2 separate regions of the Mus musculus genome follow, and region 2 is linked to region 1. Evidence: chromatin loops called from intact Hi-C (ENCODE). Cell type or tissue: heart. All regions are shown on one strand. Links, peaks and the distances in the headings refer to the core of each region. The heading gives the core; the rest is flanking DNA. Region 1 holds the start of Prkcb (protein kinase C, beta). Region 2 holds the start of Gm29903 (a long non-coding RNA gene).

Region 1 (8,332 bases), core at 22-8,021:
AGAGTTCTAAGTGTTCGAGCAAGTGGAGACAAGTCTTTGTGGTGGATATATACATATATACATATGCATATATGTATAGTCCTCCCCTACCTCTGCAGACCTTGGTGTGTGTGTGTGTGTGTGTGTGTGGCCACAGGCCTTTCCGGATGAGTGACAATGAAAGCCCATCCCTCCAGGAGACGCATGCCGAATGACCAATGGGATGATGGATGGAGGGTGCTGGGTACCAGTCTCTGCAGAGGCCAAGGTGAAACTGGCTGCTTCCAGCCTGTTCAACCCTCATCTCCTTGAGCCCCTTGGGTCCTTAGGCGTTTGGTCATTGCTGGATCAACCGAGGTGCTCATCTTAACGCACCCCAGGGCCTAGGACAGGGTGCCAGGGGCGCGGCTCAGATCTGTCCAGCGCAGACTGCGGTCCTCGCGCCGCAGCGCTGCGGCTAAGAACACTTGGCTGGGAGGCCTGCGGGTTGCGGTGTACGTGTATGTGTGTGTGTGTGTCTGTGTGTGTCTCTGCTGGTGGTACTGGTGGTGCCGATATGTAAAGCAGCTGGCGGCTCTGGGCGGGGCCTGGGTTTCATGCAAATGAGGGAGGCGGGGTTACACTGGGGCTCCGCCTCCCTCCCCCGCAGCTGGGGCCAGCGGTGCCAAGCACAGCTGGACCAGCGGCAGCAGCTGGGCGAGTGACAGCCCAGCTACGCGCGCGCGGCCGCCGCCAGAGCCGGCGCGAAGGGGCAGCGCGGCCCTGCGGTCCCCGGGCGGCAGCAGCGGCCGCCTAGTCCCGCGCCTTTCCGGGCTTGCAGCCCCGCGGTCCCGCCGCCCCGGGGCCGCCACCTCTCGGGGCTCCCCCCAGTCCCCGCGCGCGCAAGATGGCTGACCCGGCTGCGGGGCCGCCGCCGAGCGAGGGCGAGGAGAGCACAGTGCGCTTCGCCCGCAAAGGCGCCCTCCGGCAGAAGAACGTGCACGAGGTGAAGAACCACAAATTCACCGCCCGCTTCTTCAAGCAGCCCACCTTCTGCAGCCACTGCACCGACTTCATCTGGTGAGAGTGCGCCGCGCGGGCCACCTGCCTGGGGCCCTAGAGGGCAGCGACACGCATGGGGACCCCTGTTGTTGCCCCCGGGGGGAGGAGCCGTGTGATCACCCCCATCCCGCTGGACCCTTATGCCCTGCGCTCCCGGATGGCCAGTCCCTCAGGTGCTGGGTTCTCTGCTCCCAGACGGCTGGCCGCCAGGCGCCTTCTGCCCTCTTGCACTCTGTCGCCCGAGCGCCTAGGGACAGCGCTGCAGGCGCCTTTTCGACACCTGGCTCAGGGCTCAGTGTGGCTGTCCCTCCTCGGCAGGGCAGCTCCGCGGGTGTCTTTCTCGCCTGAGGTTCCCGATCTTTCTGCCTCCTTCCGGGCTCGAGGAGCTCTCACCCTCACCCCTCCTTTCCGGGGCAGCTCTCTGGGGTGTCCTCTACTTCCCCGGGGCGTGGAGCATCCTTCCCTCTGCGTCCCTAGAGCAGTGCCCTGGGTTATCTCTTACTTCGCCTCCAGAGTCTTGAGCACCCCTTTCATTCCTTGGTTCTCACCCTCAAGTCGCTGCAGGGCCCCTTTCTTCCCTCTGCCCCTCCAAGCATGGGGGGACCTTCCCCCCGCCCCCTAGCCCCTCAGGTGTTACCACCGTGGTGAAGTCCCTATCATCCTCCCCCTAGACAGGTCCTTTTCTCTTTCCTTGAGGGTACTCCCGGCATCTCCTTGGGCAAATATCCAGCCCGCCTTCCGCCCCCACCCGGGCGGAAATGCACCCTCGCATCCTGCCACCTGGTGGTCGTGGTCGCCTCTGTACTGCAGGGGAGATGTGAGGTGGGGGTTACTGCCAAGCTCCGGTAGTGTACCTCCCAATCCCATCCAAGGTGGAAGACACCTTGGAGACCAGGCTGTAGCTAGGAGGTTGCCCCTGGGGTAGAGGGACAGTGGGAAGGGAGAGGGCGACTGTGTGAAACTAGCTGGTAACTGGACCCCTCAGACTGATACTCCCTCTTGTGCTTTTACAGGGGCTTCGGGAAGCAGGGATTCCAGTGTCAAGGTAGGCTTTGTGGCGCTGTGGATGCCGATGGTGGGAAGAGAGAGTAATACAGACTTCAAAGACGTGGCCGAGTTAGGCAGAGTGAAGTAATCCTGCCTGTCAGAGTGACCTCCCAGGCTAGGAATCCTTCACCACCAAAGGGTCCTTTTAAGGGGTGTGTATTTGGGCCAGAGATGCACCATCCAGGAAAGGCCAGTGGAGCTCCTGGAAGGCCCTAAAAGTCAAAAAGTGCATCCATCCCGCTGCTATCTGAGCATTCTCTCAGGACTGCCAGCCCTGCTTAAGAAATGAAATGTCTTCAAGGACTCTTGTGTGTGGAGGGAACCTCTTTCTTCCTAATTCCAGCCCTTTCTTGCTCATTGCTCTCCCTTACCTCCCAGTAGGAGGGTCTGCCTCTTTCCCCTGCTTTGCAGGTGGCTGCCATCTGCAGATGGCGCATCCCCCTAGAAAAGCAACTGTGGTTTCCCCTGGGCCTCCTCTCTCTTTGAAAGCGGTGGTTCCAGATGGGGTGCCTCTGGGATCCTGCCTGAGGTTGCCCTTTTTAACATCTGAGGAGGCACAAGAAGGACTCCAAGAGACTCCTTACCTGGGTTCTTGATTCTAGCTCAAGAGCCATGATTTTAACCAGGGGTACCTAATCAAATATCAGAGACTTGGTGGCCTCTCTTATCTCTAGGGTTTGTGCCTACAAGATGGACTGTGGACTGAGGAATGTAGCTCAGGAGAGTGCCTGCTTTGTTCCAGAGAGGCTCTGATGCAAAATGGGAGAGGGGGAAAGATAGGTTTTAAATTGAATCTCTAAAGATGTGGCCTTGTTTAACCCTTAGAATGCCATAAATAGTTTGTGAATTTCTCTCTCCCCTCTGTCTCTGTCTCTGTCTCTGTCTCTGTCTCTGTCTGTCTGTCTGTCTGTCTGTCTGTCTGTCTGTCTGTCTGTCTCTGTCTGTCTGTCTCTCTGTCTTTCTCTCTCTGTCTCTCTCTCTGTCTCTCTCTCTGTCTCTCTCTCTCTCTCTCTCTCTCTCTCTCTCTCTCTCACACACACACACACACACACACAGCATTCAACTTGTTGAATACTGACTCTACTTTCATGCTGAATCGATCATTTGGAACTGAGGTCATCCCTTTACCAATGAGCAGACATTCGAGGCTATGTCTCTGTTCAACACTGGCCTTCTACAATTCTGACCCCCTTTGCCTCTTGAATTTACAGGGTTGTTTTGCCCCTCTCTCTCCCTTTAAGCCAGGTGTGGTTGGGTTTGGTCAGAAGTGGTTCTGCATCTTCTCCTCCCAACACCTCCTCCCCCTCCTACCTTTTCCCTCCCCTTCCTATCCCCCCCTTCCCCGTTCTCACTCAGATTCACTTTGTGCCCAGACTGACCTTGTCCTGGAAGCTTTTCTGTCTTTCTTTGTTAGTCTCCCAGGTGTTGGGAATACAGGTATTCTCAGGGTCGAATTGCCATCCTCCACCCTGTGAACTGGCCTTAAATCTGGAGAGGAAAGCGTGTGGGTGTGGAATAGCCTGAAGTGAGACAGTAGTGCCCATGGATAACTTTGCTTTGCACCATTGCGCTGCATGCAAAATCAAAAGACCCCAGTGCTCAGAGGTGGCTTTGGGACATGCATGGGCCTGGCTGCCCTAAGCTGAAGGCTTTTACTGAGTTCTGGAGTGGGACAGGAAGTTTCCAGCCTCCTCTGCTGAGATCCAGAGCCTCAGTTTTATACAGTACATGGAAGGACTGCCAAGTCCCTGCCGGTGGCAACGAGTCAGGCCAGTGGCACCGTCTGGATGGTTTTCTAGAACTTGTCTCTCTTAAACACAGCACCGAGAGTGGCTCGGTGTGGGGAATGTGGAATCTGTGAGGTTGCCTTTCACTCGCATGAATTGGTTTCTGTTTTTGTCTCTTGTCGAGGTCAGGGGTGATTTTTTAAACCCTGCTTCTGTGGCTCTCCTGTGCCACCTGCTCTCTGTTATTGATGGCTGGGAAAGTCAGCTTTGGAATGTGCGGGGGACTGCACATATGGAGCAGGAGATCCTTTTATTCAAAGCCTAGGATTTTTTTTTTTTTTTGGCACAATGAGAAAAAAATCAGAATGAAAGTTTTCAAGAAGTATGATTAACTTTAGGAATAAGACTTTTTCAGAAGCTGGCAGTGCGTTTGCCTCGTGTGCTCGACTCCCTGGGTTCCTGGGAACAAAAGGAAAGGGGAGGGGTGAAAGGTATTTTCAAAATCATTTCTCTTTTCATTTTTTCACCCCTTAGCTCTCTGAACATCTGGCCCTCTGTTACTGCGTTGATGGGCTACTCCATCTGACTTGGAGTGGGTAGGAGGAAGGAGGGGGTGGGGTAGATTCATGGGCCCTGAGCTGAGCTGCTTAGAGTGGGACACAGCCTAGAAGGCAGGGAGGGAGTTTATCACTGGTACCCAGTGTTGCTTGGAACTAATTCTGGAACCACAGACGAGCTCCTTTTATAGGATTATTTTCAGTACCTGGTGCCTGATATCTTACCTTAAAGTGAATTTACTTAAAGTAGGACCAACATTATAATAGAAAACAAACAGAGTTTATTCTTTTACCTAAGTCAACAGTTCAGAGATCTGGTCCTTCAGTTTTCTATGATGCTGTCCCAGGGAGCAATAGTTATCTCACAGCTCAAGAAGATACTGGATTCTCCAGGCACCAGGCCTCCTTTTAGCCAGCTGGGACAGGAAAGGGACAAAAGAAGTCAAAAGACACATCATTTTCAGTGGCTCTTAGGGATGTTGCCTAGAGAGAATTGGCTATATACTCGGTATATATTGGCTAGAGTAGAACCCAATGAATGTCCACGTCTCGTTCCGAGCAAACCTAGAGGACAGTAGTGTTCAGCTCAGGTAGCACGTTCCCAGCCAACAGCGGAGGGAGGGAAGGATGTTTCCATCTCAAAGGTGGAGGAAGCAGAGATTGGCTAACCCCTCAGGATGGTGTGGGAGGATCCCAAGATTAAGATGCCCTTGTCACTGCCCCAATGCTCCAGTAGCTGTCATGGAAATCGGGGTGCAGGACAGAGCATCCAGGAACCACAGGGAACCACAGATTTTTATAGACTTGGGAAGCTTTCTTAAGAACAGACTTCTGGCTTTTGTACAGCTAAAGGACAAAACTCTCGGTTAACTGCCACTGATTTACCCACCCTCCTCCTTCTCTCTTTGATAATGCCTCAGCTGACAGAGGATCCCTCTTGTGAAATTGCACACAATTTTGGATTAGAAATGGGACCCATTATGCCACAGGACAAACCTTTCTTTCTCCAAGGCACTCTTTTAACAACCCTAGAACCTGCACGCTGTGCTTAAATTCTAATCAACTCACTAATCACTGGGAGGATTTCAACTTTTATCCAAAGAAAGACTTTGCAGTTTGGCAGAGAGGAAACTTTTCTCTTTTTTTGTTAAAGGAAGTCATTTCAGTAGAAATAGAGAAGCATTAAGATGTTCAGATCTAGGTGTTTAAAGCACGTGGTTGGAACCAGACAGACGTGGACTCTGATCCCTCATCTTCTATCTGCTCACGGTGTGACCTTGGGGAGTCCATCCCCACACTGTAACCTTGCTCGCCATCTTGGTGAAAGAGGACACAGTGTCTCCTTTGTAGAGCTCTGGGGTAAAGTAAGTAGCTAAGGAGAAATATCCACCGTGAGAGTAAACAACTCAAAGTAAGATGATCGTCAGGACTTGATTAATGGTGGGAAAGTGTGCCGAAGCAGGGCAGAGCTGACTGGAACTCGGGAAATGACTGTGCCTGTTTCATGTGCTCAGATGGGTGTGTTTCTATGAGACTTAGGGTAATCCAGCCAGTAGATACTTCAGTGTCTGGGCCCAGAGCACACGGTTTCCCTCATGAGAAAGATCTGAACTTGCCTTGGACTCTCAAAAAGCCCGGGGCCACTGTTTTTCTGACTATAAAGAACTAGACTTAAGGATTCTAACAAGAAAGCCCTTTTACCTTCCCTTGGTGAATTCGAAAACATGTCTTTAACTTCTTGTTTGAATTATTTAAAAAAGAGAGAAAACAAACTAAGTGTCACATGAACCTACAGCTGTCGTCTTCCCTCAATAGATACGCTATAGAAGACAAGTTTTAATGTAGTTTATTGTTAACATATACAGATTAGAATATGCAATTAAAACAATAATCAACCATTATATGAATTGGGGCTAGGGGTGGCTCAGTGGAAGTACATGCAAGGTCTTGGGTGCTATCCTCCACCTTGAAAAACAAAAGGACATGGGAAATATTAACTCAAAGGTCATTTCATTTTGCCACACCTGTCTCTGGGTACTTATATTGTTACACTGAGTAGTATGGGTTGAACTTTCTCAGTCAACTGAGAATCAGCAAGGCACACTGCAAAGTGGTAACCATGGCCTGGGTGGCTTTTCCCCTTCCCCTGAAGCTTCGTTACTGAACAGTGGAAGACCTTCCCAAGTAAATACAGAAAATATGACCTTTGGAAATATGGTTGGTGTGATAAACAAGTTCTTGACACTAATACAAAAATATATTATTTCCAATACTAGTGATTCTCCAGGCCCCACCTGGTCCAGATAAGCATGTAGATAGTGCATCAGCATCAGCGTGCAAAGCCACGAGAGTGTGACTGGTCAGAGACAGCTGAGCATTTGATGTGAATTTATATAGGGCTGGAGAGGTGGCTTAGCGACTCAGAGAGTACACTGCTCCTGCAGAGGACCCAGAGTCAGCTCCCATCACCCACAGCAGGTGACCCACAGCAGGTGACTCACTGGTAACTGCATCTCCAAGGGGACACTATGCTTCCAGTCTCTGTAGGTGCCTGCATTCACATGTATGTGCCCTGCCCCATACACATAATTCAAGATAATAAAAAATAATCTTAAAGAGAAAATGACTGACATCCATGTTGATATTGGAGTCTTCCCTTCCTCGGCCTCTCCCTGTTTCTCTTCCTCTCTGTCTCTATTTCCATCCCCACCGCACATGTGCACACACATACAAAAATAGATCTGTATGTCATAAGCTTGAGATTATGCATGGTGCTACTTTTCAGCCATGCAGAGTTCCGTCATCAAGTACCACTTCAAACTCATGTCTGCTCTTCTGATTCTGCAGACCAGTCTGTTCTTGGTAGGCAGCAGGACGAGCTAGAAAGTTCACCTCCTAGGTTGATGCTTTCCAATGCCAGGGCCCTTGCCAGTTTCCAGATTTTTTTTTTTTTTTGTAGTATGAAATTATTGACTTCATTCATTCAGTCTCTCTAGTTGAAGCTGTGTGATATTCCATAGATGGAATGTTAGACCTTTTTTATGGAGACTACAGCATCCCCAGTGTTTATGTATGACATTTGGAAGTGTGATGTCTGCTTGAAAAGCCTGTAGGAAATTTGTCTTTTAACCATACACACCCGTTTACCTACATTCTCACATATCCATTCATGCATGCGTGCATGCATACAGCATCCATCCTATCCTTCTATCCATCCAACCAAGCGTCCTTTAAAAACGTATCCAGTCACTAACTTCTATGTGTGTGGAATAAGTTTAGATGACAGCACCCAACATTGAATGCTACTCTGAACGTCCCTCATGTGGTAGTATAGGAAGGAGAGATATGACTTACAACAAATGATTTTTTTTAACCAATATCTAATTTTACCTTGATGGAAATCTACCAGATGCTATGAGAATGGTTCATGAGAGGCTAACCTATGAAATGTTTCAAGGTAGAGTTGGGGTCATTCTAGCTAAGAATTAAGCAGCCCAAATTCTCACTCTCCATTCTGAGTTGTCAAGGATCCAGAGCTAACAACCTGCATTGTGATGTATGTAAAGATATGCATTATCTCAGAGACATTCTTGGGGGAGCCCCCAGCTTTCTCTTTGTATGGTTACCTATCAGGAGAGACTCCTTAGACAAGGGACCTCAAGATGAAGTCTTAGCGTGACAGCCAGAGTGCTCCAGATCCCCACAGTAACTCAGATAATGAGCTGACTTCCCTTTTTGTCTAGGGGTTACAGTTTGAGGTGGCTGTTCTAAAGCAGAGAAATCAGACAATCTCAGGGGTGGTAGATCAAGTCAGCTGGTAGATGGGAATGTAAATACAAAGAAAGAGTGGGCATAGAGGGATTTGTCAGCTGAAATACAGTTTCAGGGACTTAAGGCTGTGTGCATTGCCGCAGATACTATACGGTACCAGTCCTCTGCCTTTCAGTTTCTTTCTCTTTTGGAAGTGATGTTTTTGAAGTA
Region 2 (8,332 bases), core at 200-8,199, 49 kb before region 1:
TGACACACTTCCTCCAATAAGACACACCCACTCCAACAAGGCCATGCCTCCTAATAGCGCCACTCCCTATGGCCAAGTTTTCACACACATGAGTCTTTGGGGGCCACACCTATTCAAACACCACAGGGCTCTGCAGACATATAGTAAATGTGAACAAACTTGCACTTTGAAATTATGCAAAAATAAAAGAGGGATCCTTAGCTCCAGATAACTCCAGGGAGCTGCCAAGTTAGTGTTGCCTTTTCGATGAGAGAATAAAATGAGATAACCCAATCCTCTGCTGTGGCTGTGTCAGAGAAACTGGTTACAGTTGTGTGTCTGTCATAGTAACTGGCTACCACTGTGCGTCTGACACAGTTACTGGTTGCAGTTCTGTGTCTGTCACAGTAACTGGCTACAATTGTGTGTCTCTCGCAGTAACTGGTGATAGATGTGTGCCTCTGTCACAGCAACTAGCTATAGTTATGGACCTCTGCTTCAATAACTGCAGTTGTGTGTCTGTCACATTGATGATTATAGTTGTGACTCTGTGTCACAGTAAGCAGGTATAACTGTGTGTCTCTGTCACAGTAACTGGTTATAGTTGTGGGTCTCTGTTACAATAGCAATCTAGCGCTATGCCAATTCCAGAAGTAAGAATGATTTCCAGGCCTGGAGAGACCGCTCTGCAGTTCAGAGTCATTGTTGTGCTTCTGGAGGACACAGTTCTGTCTTGAGTGCCCAAGTCAGGGGACTCACCATCACCTCTAATTCCAACTCCAGGGGATCCAACCCCTCTTTTGATATGTGTAGGCCTTTGTACCCATGTATATGCACCCCCCCACACACTAACATTTTATTTTTTACTTTTTTGAGTTTTTGAGAGAGAGTTTCCCTGTGTCGCTTTGGCTGTCTTGGAACTCACGGTGTTGATCAAGTCAACCTCAAACTCACAGAGGTCCCCCTGGCTCTGCCTCCTGAGAGCTAGAATTAAAGTTGTGTGCCACCACTGCCCGATTCACTTTTTTTTTTCCATTTTAAAAACATTATTTCTTGTAACTTCCAAACTTTTCTCCTTTTACCCTTTTTTCACAAACAGAATATTGAAATTGGTCAGGAAAAAAACCCATACTTTTTTCCTCCCCTGAGCTGGCGATGGAGCACAGGGCCTCACGCATGTTAGGTAAGTACTCTTACCCTGGCCAACATCCCCAGACCTTCTGAGAGTTTATGCATTATATGCAAATTCACCATATGTCTTCCAAACCTGCTCTGAGCCCCTTTAGCTTAACTAAGAGTGTGCCACCAGCACTCTCCAGCAATGTAAAACTAGCATCTGTATCCTTAATGTGTCCATTTCTCTCAGGCACCTCAGGGTTGGTGTTCAAGGCCTCTCTACAATAGCTGTAGCTGATAACATTGAGGAGTTTGCCGTTCTCCAGATGCCAAGAAGTCTACTGGGCTCTGTCTCCTAGCTGAGAATAAAACTCACCCAGCAGGGGGGGGGCAACATTGTTGCAATCTTCAGATAGAGTCTGGTGGGGATTGGCCAGCCGGTTGTTTCTCAGCAGCTCTGAAAAATGGCTTCATACAAAGTTACAAGCCGTGTGAACTCTGAGCAGTGGGAATCGAAGCCAGGGGATCTGCCTTTCACTTCTAGGCTTCTTACACTATTGTGGCTACTGGAGATGTTTGTGTGGTGAGCATCTTCCACCCAGCTCTCAATATTCCTGCATCCTAGCATTCACCCTCCAGCCTTGTCTCTTGGGGTTTTTGTTTTGTTTTTATTTTTTATTTTTAAAAAATTATGTGTAAGTGTTCTGCTGCATATACATCAACATGCCAGAAGAGGGCATCAGATCCCTTTATAGACAGATGGTTGTGAGCCACCATGTAGTTGTTGAGAATTGAACTCAGGACCTCTGGAAGAACAGCCAGTGCTAACCTCTGAGCCATCTCAGCAGCCCGTCTCTTGGGTTCTTTCTGCTGACGACTGCATACTCAGAAAGGAGGGCATGTTGGTTCTATGCTAGAGTGTAAATCACAGTAAGGCACCTGCTGTGCCTCTGACCTTCCTTTCTTATCTTTTTGTGTTTGTGTGTACATGTGCATGTGTGATCAGAGCTTAGATCAGATGTCTTTCTTAATGACTGTTCACCTTATCTTTTGGATACGGAGCCTCTCCCTGAACCTGGGATTCACCAGTGTGACTAGACTACTGGCTGCCCAGTGGGCTCCAGGGGGTCTGCTTGGTGGCTGCAAGCCACACCTGACTTTTATGTGGTGCTGTGGATCCAAGCACATATCCTCATAGGTACAGAGCAAGCACTTTATTGACTGAGCTGTCTTCCCAGCCCCTTAACCTCTCACTTTGATGAGCTCTCTACAGTAACCCCTGCAAAAGAGTACATTAGTGAAACACAATCTCCTGCTGGCGTGGTTGGCATCACTTACTTTATTTCTGCTGTTGCACTTGGCTGTGAGCTGCCTGGGTCCCAGCTTGGAAGCTACATATCATCCATCATTTGGAAACTCGACGCTGCAGCTCCATCTTTCCGTGCTGCTAAGAATGTCTTGTGTGTGGCTATCTTGGGGTTCTCTACCCTTTGTACAAACTTTAGGAGGCATTTTCAGTGGTTGTTTAGTGAGCAGCCTCTAGGACCATACTATTGGGATTCAAGATTCAACTCAAGTAATTGTTATTGGCCATGGGACTCTGGGAATTACATCTAGTGTCTCCATGCCTCAGTTTAAAGTCCATGCAGTGGGGATAATTATACTATCTACCTTATGAAGCTGTCATAATTATGAATTTACGTAGGTTCTTTTCAGGCACACAGACCATTTTGGAGCGTATGTGCATCTAGAATGAAGAGAGCAAGTTTTGTCTGTCAAGAATATACAGTAAATGCTCTTGGCTTTGAGGACTGTGATATTTCTGTTACCACTGTTCAGTTTTACCTTTGTCGTGTGAAAGCCGCCTCGAATCAAAAGGAAATGAATATAAAAAGGGAAGTTCCAAGAAAACTTTATTTAGCCAAAGCCTGGTGGTGCAAACCTGTAGTCCCAGCTGAATGGGAGGTCGAGGCAGGTAGATCACAAGGCCTGCCTGGGCTATAGAGTGAAACCTGTCTCAGTATACAAGGTTTTTGTTTGTTTGTTTGTTTTTAAAGGATATAGTTCAGTGGTGAGTGTTAACCTCACACATACAAAGCCCTGGGTTCAATCCCTAATAACCCCCCTCCACCCCACAAAAACACAACAATAAAACAAGACCTCTATTCATTCTGTGACAGGCAATGTTGGCACACTGCCTGTAGGTTGCTGACACCTGAAAGAAAACATCCTTTCCTCTTGAGCCTATTTTATCAGCCCCACTCAGAGGTTTGCAGGCACCCTCTAGTGGAAGCATCTAACATAGCAACCATGGTTTAGCTCCACAAATACAAGCCAGTACAGTAGCAGGCTTGTGTATGGCAGCATCAATCAACTAACCAGGTTGTGCCATCTTTACCGACAGGCAGTTACCAACTGTATAAAGCTGGAATATGTATTTCCCATGTCACTCTATTTAAATGTGTATAGTATCTCTGATGGCTATTCTCGGTTGTCTGGAATAAAACACGATTCAGAAATGGAGGGCTCACTGGGCTCCAGATCTTGAGGCAGGAAGATAACATGTCTTTGATCTGGATCTTGAGACTGGAAGACACAGCTTTTGATCTAGATCCTAAGGTGGGATGACACAATCTTTGGATCTGGGTGGACACTGTGGTGGTTTGAATATGCTTGGACCACAGGAAGTGGCACTATTAGGAGGTGTGGCCTTGTTGAAATAGGTGTGGTCTTGTTGGAGGAAGTGTGTCACTGTGGGGGTGTGCTTTGAGGTCTCCTAGGGCTCAAGCTCTGCCCAGTGCAGAAGAGACCTTCCTCCTGACTGCCTGTGGATGACAGTCTCCTGCTGCTACCTTTGGAACAAGATGTGGAACTCTCTTCTTCTCCAGCACCATGTCTGCCTGCATGCTGCCATGCTTCCCACCATGATGATAATGAACTAAAACTCTGAAACTGTAATTTCCAATTACATGTTTGTTTTTATAAGAGTTGCCATGGTCATGGTGTCTTTTCACAGCAATAAAATCCAATCTAGGGTAGACACACCCCTTTAATTCAGATCTTGAGGCACATCTTTAATCTGGGCCGTACCTTCTGCTGGAGGCCCACATAAGAACAACGGAAGAAGGGAGGGGTTCACACTCATTTTGCAGCACATCTATGGAAGCCTACTTCTTCAGAATTCCAGCTTATACAACAGATCAGCTGAGTCTGAGCAACTACTAGATTCTTAGACTTCCTGTTCACAGCTGGCCATTGTTGGGTTAGTTGGACTGCAGCAAGTCTTTCCAATAAATTACACACACACACACACACACACACACACACACACACACACACACATTCCATAAGTTCTGTGACTCTAGAGAACCCTGACAAACACAATATCGACAAGGTATGTGGAACACAAATTAGTAAAGCCGTCTGTTTAAGGCCCACTCACCTCTGGGTATCAGCCATAGAGTGCCAGGCCAGTGGAGTGCATCTTCAACAAAGTGCCTTCTCCTTATTTTTCCTGGGCGCACCGAGTGATATCTCATTGGGAAGGCATAGTGTTCCTGTAATACACAAACACGTCACAGAAGCCCCCTGCTTCCTCTGAAGCCTGGAAGAAAAAGCCTCACCCCACCAGGTAGGCCCAGGTCCATCTGTGGACCTTTGGCACGGACAATCCACACCAGTGCTCCTCTTGAGCTTCAAACCTGAAAACTTTTCACACATATCTGATCCGCTGAAACCTTCCGTCTAACCCAATGTTATACCTGCTCCAAATGTCCCGTCTCTCAGGCAGAGATTTGATCTTTGAATTTGTCGTCTGATGATCTAGCCCAGCATGGTGGCCTTGCTGCGCGTCTTGTCTCCCTGCTGCCATCTGCCCATCCAGAGCCGCCCACTTCACTGACTGGAGTGTGGAAAGCAGGCTTTCCTCCCCCCCACCCCCCACCCCTTGGAAGATTTGGTTTGTGTTTCTGTCTTCTCAGAGTCCTAACTTCCCCCACAGGAATGTCTTAATCTAGAATTTTCTATTGCTCGTTCAGCCCTTTAACATCCCACAGCCCCGGGGGATTCAGCAGAGGATCCTGGAGGACCGTGTGAGTGAGCAAGGAAGGGAGGGGACAGAGCGCAGTCACTCCCTGGAGCAGCCCCTGTCTCCGGGGAGACACTTGGTGGTCACTGGTGCATCCTCGGCTTCTGAGCATCCCTTAGAATAAAGCCCTGAATCTGGAGAACTAATGAGCAGTTGCAAAGCTCCCTCCATTAATGGTGCAGTGTTGTGTTCCCAGTAACGAAGGCTGATTGGCACCACATTCAAATGCAAAGCTCAGTCTTTGTTTCTTACACCTAACCCTTTTTTATTTTTATATTTTCTAAATTCCTTTGAAAACAATGCTCTGGGGGTGCTGAGAGTCTCGGCTCAGTTGCATCTCTAGAATGGGGGTTGAGGTTTTGGTTCTTCAATTTCCTCCCCAAGTCTTCATTTTCTCAGTCATCAAGCAAACTACATTCATTTTGAGTTTCCGTTAAACTTAAGAGAGATGGTGGGTTCAGACGTGAATAGAATAGAAGCGAGTTCTGATCGTGTGTGGCTGATGAAGCAAGGCTCCTCCACAACAGCCCGGCTGGGAGCTGGGAGTTGGGAGTTGGGAGTTGGGAGCTGGGTCTCCTGCCCCTCCCCACTCAACTAGTCTCCTGGTCTCACAGTCTCCTGCTCTCCTTATCGATTAATTTAGATAAGAAATACCTAGGAGGGGCTGGAGAGCTGGCTCAGTCTATAAGCGGCTTGACATTCAAGCAGGAATACCAAAGTTCAATTTCTATCACCCATTTTTTTTTCTTTTTCCTATATACCCCTCCTTCTTGCTTTCTTTCAAATCCATAACTTTTTAAAAACATTTTCCAATTTTTTATTAGGTATTTTCTTCATTTACATTTCAAATGCTATCCCAAAAGTCCCCTACCCCCCCTCCCCTACCCACCCACTCCCACTTCTTGGCCCTGGCGTTCCCCTGTACTGGGGCATATAAAGTTTGCAAGACCAAGGGGCCTCTCTTCCCAATGATGGCCAACCAGGCCATCTTCTGCTACATATGCAGCTAGAGACACGAGCTCTCGTATTATTGTTCCACCTATAGGGTTGCAGGCCCCTTCAGCTCCTTGGGTACTTTCACTAGCTCCTCCATTGGGGGCCCTGTGTTCCATCCAATAGCTGACTGTGAGCATCCACTTCTGTGTTTGCCAGGCACTGGCACAGCCTCACAAGAGACAGCTATATCAGGGTCCTTTCAGCAAAATCTTGCTGGCATAAGCAATAGTGTCTGCGTTTGGTGGCTGATTATAGGATGGATCCCTGGGTGGGGCAGTCTCTGGATGGTCACCTCTGGCAGCGCAGGCTGTAATCCCAGCACTGGGTGGCAGGGACAAGGGACACACTAGCCAGCAGGCCTGGCCTAGGCACTACTACCCTGGCTGCTTGTTCTGCTCTCACCTATCTCCCATCCATACAGTTTTACAGACAGCACTGGTGATAAAAAATAAAATGAAATAAATGAATAGCAGTCAAACAACCCAAGCATTCTCAGAGTTTTGTTTCTTGTTTGTTTGCTTTTCTTTTTCTAAATGTGTTGCATTTATTTATCTAGTGTGGTCACGACGTGTGGAGATCAGAGGACAATCCGCTCAAGTCAGTTCGCTCCTCCCAACATGTGGATTTCCAGATCAAACCAAGCTGGTCAGGCTCGGCAGCCAGTGCCCTTCCCTGCTGAACCACTCACGAGCCCCAGTTGCTGTGTGTGTGTGTGTGTGTGTGTGTGTGTGTGTGTGTGTGTGTGTGTGTGTAGAGCTTGGTTATCTGTATAGCTCCCCTTCTCTCCAAGGCTTAGGAGCAATCACAGAAGAGGAGGTAGAAAGACTGTAAGAGCCAGAGGCGAAGGAAGCTTGGGGTGAGACAATATTTTCTAGATGTGACAGGACAGCTGCACCCAGGAACTCACAGTGACTGTGACTGCCTGCGAAAGGTTGGTACAAGATCAAACCAGTTCTTCCAAGTGGCGGCCAAGCATTCAAACGGGAACCATTCTCGTAGGTCCCTCCCCTCCCCTCCCCTCCCCTCCCCTCCCCTCCCCTCCCCTCCCCTCCCCTCCCCTCCCCTCCCCTCTTCTGCCCACTCTCCTCTTGTCACTAGCTCTACTTGCTCCACCACACACCCCACTCACTCTGATACAATGTTCAAGCTCTTCTGTCTCTAACTAACACAGTGAAACCACCACAGGCAGAAAACACTGAGAGACCAGCCCCAAGTGAGAATCTTTCCTCCACTAAGGTCTGCTTTGTTTTGTTTCAAGTACCGAGTATTGAACTTGGTCAAGCATGCACCACTGAGCTATGTATCGCCGTCATCTCCATCCTTCTTTTTACATTTTACTTTGAGATAGAAGTTCATTATGTAGCTCAGACTATCCTTGAATTTGCCACCCTCCTGTCCCAGCCTTCTAGGTGGCTGGAATTACAGAGCTGCACCACCAGGTTGGTTAAGATGTTTTGTTTTGTTTTGTTTTTTGTTTTTAATGAGGTAGTTTGCTCCAGCAATGAAAAGCAGGCCAATAGAATGTGCTATGTACCCGCAAACCCCCAAACACTCTCAAGACCTTGTCTATAGTGCCTTCCTTTGGCTCTTCCTAGCACAAAGGCTCACACTGATCCCAGGAGTCAGTTGGATAGCAGAAGCTGTGCCAACTTCCTCACACCTTACACAGGCCTTCTAGAACCTTCTTCTGCTGCCACCTATGCAGCAAAAATCACCTATTGCTACAAAGGGAGGCAAGTGAATATTATTGTTGGTGAATGATGGTTGGAAGGTGTTTATTTAGCCAGACGTAGTGCCAAGCACAGGACTGGCAATAATGCCCACGCTCTGCTTGAGTAGTGATCCCACTTGGAGCAAGGCTAGAATTTGCTTTGTCCTAAGCTGGACTTACAGGCACCTTTTATTTCCTCTCAGCCTTAACTCAGGACACATTTCAGTGACAGACGTGGGTTTGCAAATCCAAGAAAGGAACAGCAGGCTGTGATTGTTAACCTCTGTTGCCAACCTGACTGCATTTAGAATCACCTAGGAGACACATCTCTCGCTGCGCTCATGAGGGTGTTTCCGGAGAAGCTAACTGAGAAGGGAACACCTGCCCTAAATGTGGGCAGCCCCTGCTCAGAGACTGAATAAAAAGGCTAACGGCACGCATCT

Evidence for each region. Hi-C counts contacts between places; a loop is a spot of excess contacts. Peaks named below come from ENCODE experiments on the same cell type or tissue, not always from the same donor. Only the 100,000 strongest peaks of a DNase experiment are listed, where the experiment ranks them.
Region 2: a loop joins it to region 1, with 6 times the contacts of the local background. A loop is called at or near these places in 8 of 42 quality-filtered maps.

What each region holds. Positions count from the first base shown.
Region 1 is chr7:122,288,480-122,296,811 of GRCm38, forward strand. It overlaps Prkcb (protein kinase C, beta), which reads left to right and starts at 646. Exons shown (of 17, transcript NM_008855.2): 1 at 646-1,038; 2 at 2,034-2,065. The coding sequence starts at 866. It overlaps Gm51497 (a long non-coding RNA gene), which reads right to left and starts at 7,870. Exons shown (of 3, transcript XR_003946872.1): 1 at 7,742-7,870; 2 at 4,645-4,767; 3 at 2,157-4,253. In heart, for the core only: a CTCF peak has its summit at 1,794 (motif pointing left); DNase peaks (open chromatin) are centred at 592, 832, 1,092 and 1,322; H3K4me3 peaks cover 1,981 bases; H3K27ac peaks cover 915 bases; H3K27me3 peaks cover 3,964 bases.
Region 2 is chr7:122,239,090-122,247,421 of GRCm38, forward strand. Gm29903 (a long non-coding RNA gene) reads right to left here and starts at 5,164. Exons shown (of 4, transcript XR_869922.2): 1 at 4,857-5,164; 2 at 4,538-4,652. In heart, for the core only: CTCF peaks have their summits at 1,819 (motif pointing right) and 3,383 (motif pointing left); no DNase peak of the experiment used is centred there.